2 separate regions of the Homo sapiens genome follow, and region 1 is linked to region 2. Evidence: read pairs that join two places in POLR2A ChIA-PET (ENCODE). Cell type or tissue: A673. All regions are shown on one strand. Each heading gives the region's core, and the rest is flanking DNA. Links, peaks and the distances in the headings are about the cores only.

The links. ChIA-PET counts read pairs that join two places held together with the same protein. Peaks named below come from ENCODE experiments on the same cell type or tissue, not always from the same donor. Only the 100,000 strongest peaks of a DNase experiment are listed, where the experiment ranks them.
Region 1: POLR2A ChIA-PET joins it to region 2 with 5 read pairs; 2 of 35 experiments call an interaction of 5 or more read pairs at or near these places.

What each region holds. Positions count from the first base shown.
Region 1 is chr7:121,691,355-121,694,283 of GRCh38, reverse strand. No RefSeq gene overlaps it. Among named protein-coding and RNA genes, the nearest start is that of PTPRZ1, 180 kb to the left of the region's middle. In A673, for the core only: no CTCF peak of the experiment used is centred there; no DNase peak of the experiment used is centred there.
Region 2 is chr7:121,594,453-121,597,381 of GRCh38, reverse strand. No RefSeq gene overlaps it. Among named protein-coding and RNA genes, the nearest start is that of FAM3C, 200 kb to the right of the region's middle. In A673, for the core only: no CTCF peak of the experiment used is centred there; a DNase peak (open chromatin) is centred at 1,261; H3K27ac peaks cover 1,120 bases.

The DNA.
Region 1 (2,929 bases), core at 175-2,674, 97 kb before region 2:
GAGGTCAAATGCTACCACGTGGTTATTAAAATAAGAATTGGGAAGTAGTGATTGAATATGGCAAATTTTGATATATATTATAAAAGAACAAAAAACGATGCTCAGACATTGAATAACAGTGGAGTTGGTTTGGTAAGCTGATGGTATGAGGAACCCTGGAGACAGGGAATACCGGAAAATATTCTATGTAAGGGTATGGTTAAAGTTCTAATTAAAGAGAAGAAACCACCAAGAGAGGTATATTTTAAAAAAATTATGTGTGTGTTTGTTTTGTTATGTTTCGTTTTAGTAGCAATGTTGAGAGATCCTTCCCTTTCAAGGAAACAAGAGTTATATTTTTTGAGGAATTTTTTTTTTTCCTTGAAGAAACTAGATTGGAGACACAGGAGGGTCTATCATAAAAGACCTTGTAGATCAGTTTAAAGAGTTGAAATCTTATTCCACATGGATAGGAAGAGAATGTCATGTATTTTGTATTATGTATTTTGATTTACATACGTATTTGCATAAAAAAATTTTATAAGATTTTTCAAATTCAGAAGCATTACATATTCCCTGTAACACATTAAGCTCATTGAGGTTAACCTAACTTTGTGATTTTGTCAACTTAAAACAACAAATGACTTTAGAAATCACATAGAGGCCCTATCTTATCTACTCTGGAAGGTAGAATATTGAAGAATCAGAAAAAATATTTTAGACTTGACCATTGTGTTTCAGTAGGAAATAGTAGAAGATATCTGTATTTTTTCTCATTATTTTTTAAATTGAAAGATAACATTGTATGTTTCTGTGTATAACATGATGTTTTGAATTACATATACATCGTGGAATGGTTAAATCTAGCTAATTAATGATTGCCTTTTCTCATATAGTTATTTTTGTGGTCATTCTTATTGGTCATAAAATCCGATTGAAAGTGACTCAAGAGTGAAATGGAGTTTCCATGTCATGTCACCTTGATGTGTTCTTGTTTGTTTTCTGTGTTGTTTACATAGCTTTAAAGTTTTTAAAATTTTTTTGAGTTTCAGGGGTACATGTGCAAGTTGGTTATACAGATAAATTGCATGTCACGGGGGTTTGATGTATGTATTATTTCATCACCCAGGTAATAAGGATAGTATCCAATAGTTAGTTTTTCTATCCTAATCATCTTCCCACTAAACTTTTTAAACTCTGATCTCTAAAATATCAGCTTTTTCAAAAAATAGGTTGAACTTTTCACAATGAACTCAGATAATATATGAAAACAGATGAATTGCATTGCATAGATTATTTAAAAAGTATAACAGCCTCATTGTTTGGCATGTAAAACCAAAAGCCCAGAAATCAAGTGTTAACTTAGGTCTCAAGAGTGAAATGCCATTTAGCTAACATGGATACCTAATTCCCTGAGACCTTTTTCACTTCCCTCCTTTTCACTATGCTCTATAATGGCTTTCACAAGAAACTAACTAAAAAACTATAAAACTAACTCTCAGATTACTTTTCTAATGGTCTTTAAGAACATAATGATTAACTTCTACCTGGGTGCATATCCCCGCAAGTATACTGGTGCTGACCACATACTGTTTCGATTTAACACAATGACGTCTATCCTCAAATTATGAGTGTTATTGCTAAATGATTAGAAAAAGAGTTTAGCTGAAATAATATAGTTAAAAAAAACTTTTCAGATAAAACATGCCACAAAAAAAGCATGTTTTTCCCTTGGATAGGACCTCAAGTTAGGTTTTAAGCATGTTTGTTTTACATACCTAGGCTACTACATACCTAGGCTGTATGGTATAGCCTACTGATTGGTCCTAGGTTACAAACCGGTACAGTAGGTAACTGGGCTGAATACTGTAGGCAATTGTAACACAGTGGCATTTGTGTGTATCTAAACATAGGAAAGGTACAGTAATGATATGGTATGAAAGATAAAAAGTGGCATACCTGTATAGGGCACTTACATGAATGGAGCTTGCAGGACTGAATGTTGCTCGGGGTGAATCAGTGGGTGAGTGGTAAGTGAATGCAAAGGACTAGGACCTTCCTGTACATCTCTGTAGACTTTATAAACACTGTACACTTAGGCTACACTAATTTTAAAACATTTTTCTTCTTCAACAATAAATTGACCTTAGCTTACTGTAACATTTTTACTTCATAAACTTTCAATTTTTTTAAACTTGTAATAACACTTAGCAGCTACACAAAATATTTTTCTGTGTCCTTATCTAAAGATTTTTTTCTATTTTAAAAATGTTTCATTTTTATTTTTTACTTTCTAAACTTTTTTGTTAAAAACTAAGACACAAACACACATTAGCCCAGGCCTACACAGGGTCAGGATCATTACGACCACTGTGTTCTACCTCCACAACTTTTCCCACTATAAGGTTGTAAGGGCCAGTATCACCCATGGAGCTCTCATTGCCTGTGACAACAATGTCTTCTGGAATACCTGCTGAAGGACCTGCCTAAGGCAATTTTGCAGTTAACTTAAAAAAAAATAAGTCAAAGGAGTACACTCTAAAGCAATGATAAAAAGTATAGTATAGTGAATACACCAGTAACACAGTCGTTTATTATCATTGTCTACTATTATGTAGTGTACATAATTTTATGTGTCATACTTTTATACAACTGATGGCACAATAGGCTTGTTTACACCAGCATCACCACAAACATGTGAGTCATAATGTGTTCCACTTTGATATTAAGACAGCTATGACATCCATAGGCAATAGGAATTTTGTATCTCCATTATAATCTTATGGGACCACTTTCTTAATGCAGTCCATCAGTGACCAAAATGTCATCGTGTGGCTTGCTCATCACTGTATTTGGTTAAACGTCCCGCTAGGTGTGTTTGTGAGAATGTTTCTGGATGATATTAACATTTTAATGGGTAGACTGAGTAAAGTGGATTGTCTTTCCCAAT
Region 2 (2,929 bases), core at 225-2,724:
GTAAGTAGATGTAAAATTACTAAGAGGAGAAGTGAAGGACAGAGGCATTGATATTCAACCGGCTTACTCTTAGCAGGATTCTTATTAAAGGTAGGGTAACGACTTAGATGTCAATGGTCAGGGATGAGCAATCTGATATATATCAAGGGTAGGGGACTGTTTCTTAACTGACTTATCAGGATTCTTGCTAAGACTAAGTCAAGGTCAAGACCTAGTTGAGAAGATGGCTAACGACTGGTCAACGAGGTCACCTTTGTCACCATAGACACTGTTTTTTATTTTGCTCTGCTCTTTTCTTTTAACCAATAGCATCTACCCCTAAAAATTCTTTTTCTGGCTAACTGACAAAACCAGTATATGGTGGAAAGAGTAATAATGATAAGGTATGGTAAAATTTACAAGTTTTGCGGACTTTGGAAGATTTTCTAACAGTTTAAACACAATAAAATAATGTACTTCTCTGATTTCTAAAATATTTTTAAGAAAAAAAGTTTGTTCCCTATGAAATGTCAAAAATGAAATGATTGTCCTCACATCTGTCAGAAAATTGTACCGATTTTGATCTTAGTTTATCCACTTCCTGCACAAACAGAAAGCATGAAATAGTGTTTCTACTAAAAATGGTGGAGCTTTGCTTTAATCTGTCTCCTCTCAATTTTAAAAACAAATTCCTACGAGCCAAAGAAAACATATCATTTTGAAAATGTAGTTTATTTTTCAAAAATGTTATTATTTCCTTCATCACACAGTATGAGGTTTCATGTGGTAGCTCATGTAATTTTTACAGCTAAACATGTGGTCTGAGGACAAAATAGTCATGGTCCATAGAAAGCTTGGAAATTTAATATGATGGCATCTGCTGCTTCACTTAAATGGGCTAATACTGATTTTCTCATCTCTCTGGGGAAGTGTATGAAAGAATCTCCATGACTGAAGTATCTTGGGGCACTATTCTTCATAGGAACAAAGTGAAAAGAAACAAGTTCATGTAACATTTACTAGCTTTAAAAATATTTGGTGCTAAATTCTGATTGCTAATTTGCATTCATACTTATATTTAGTTATGGAAGGGTTCAGTTCTCTCTTTATGCACCTTGGCTTCTGGCCGTAAGTAAGGCGGATACCATTTTTTTTTTTTTGTCTTGGAAAAGATGTTGGGATTTGAGGTTGGGCCAAGAAAAGCTAAAGAGGCTAGGAAGCACTTACAGATGGAGATAATTAGCATATTAAAAATAGGCCAGCCAGACCTTCTTTTTTTTTTTTTTTTAAATCAGGAAGTAGAGGGGTAAATGCTCTTTCTGGCAAGACTATAGAAGCTGTGCGGATAGAGGAAATGTGATTCAAACTCTGGTACGAGAATGGTATTTTACTTGAACCAGGTTTCAAAAGACTAGAGCAGGAGTTCCTTTTACTGAAAACCATGGAGTTGGCGGGCTTTTTAGGGGCCTCCCTTGAAATTCTGCTCCAAGAGTACTGTTTTGAATTTTGTTTGAAAGTCTTAGAATGGGAAAAGCTTGGTTTCAGAAGACACAGGATAAACACCATGAACTCAATTGCTTTCTAATGCATGGAGAGGAAGTGGCATTTCTGATATTACCTCCATTCAAGGGGGATTATAGAAGGAGGCAGTAGGTGGGAACCAAGGCCCTAGAACAAAACCACTCTGGCTTCATGAGCCATTTTGCCAATCCTAAAGCAAAGGTCCAAGGCTGGTCTGGGATTCAGGTTTTATCAATGGGGTATGCTTAATTGCCAGATAGTTTACTGTGGTTTCCTGAAGTTCAAATTCACAGAATCGGCCCTTTGGATCATATATTCCACTCATTCTCTGAAGGCTACTGTTATTTACAAGAGACTTTAGGGATATCTGTCCTAGAGCAGTACTTCTCATTGGGTGATATGGACACTGATGGTTGAATGCAGAATTAACTATGTGGGCCAGGGAACTTACAATATTTAACAATTAACAATTTTTCAGTTTCCATGGTCTTCAGCAAATATGCCTAGCCATCACCTGCTGACTATATTTACCATGGATTTTACAAATACAAAATGTTAGTAACTACTACAGTGTAAAGTTTCTTTTTTCCTTCTACAGGTAATTATATAGTGTAAAAATGTAGGAAGGGATTACTGAATTTCTAAAAAGAGTTCAAAAATAACAAGAAAACGCATTAGCCTGGGATAATTTCACTGCTGACCTACCTAGGAAAAGAGCTTAGACCAAAGGACTCTTTTCATCCCTTCAGTGGCTCTAACTCTATCTTTAAATATGAAGGCTCTCCTTCTTCTGGGTCTTGGGTTTGTCACCAGGTAGAATACTTCAAATAATAGATTTTATCCCTATCTCTACCCCAATTCACATTAAAGAGAAATAGTTTCCTTCTTTCTTTGTTAATCAGTCAATAGTTTTCAAATATCCTAAAGTTATACATATTTTTAAACTAACTATTCATAGAGTGGTAATTCTCCCTAACTCAAGGTTTGCCTTTCTGGGAGGAGTATTGACTCATTTACAGGAGGTATGGGATTTTTTTTAAATAATAGGAGCAGGGGAGATACTCCTGGAACCCTTGGGTTACCTCCTGATACTTGCCTTCTCTATTGCAATTTTGAATGGACATGTGCAGTAACCCTAATCTGAGAAGAGTATAATTATGAAAGACTCAAATAAAGCTTTTGGTCACACCACCAGGTAAGTTTCTCAGATCTGCTGAGGTGATAGCTCAGGGTAGCAGGGAGGAGATTTAGAATGGTTAGGGGATGAGAGAGATGAAACCAGTTACTGCTCTGAAACAAACTGCATCAATAGATCGTTTAGTACATCTCACTAACTTCCCTCTTCTGAATTTCCTGTCAGAAACAGGCCCATGGGAAACATGGGGGACCTGTTTTCCAAAGCTGTGTGGAGAGGTATTTCCCAGTAGAA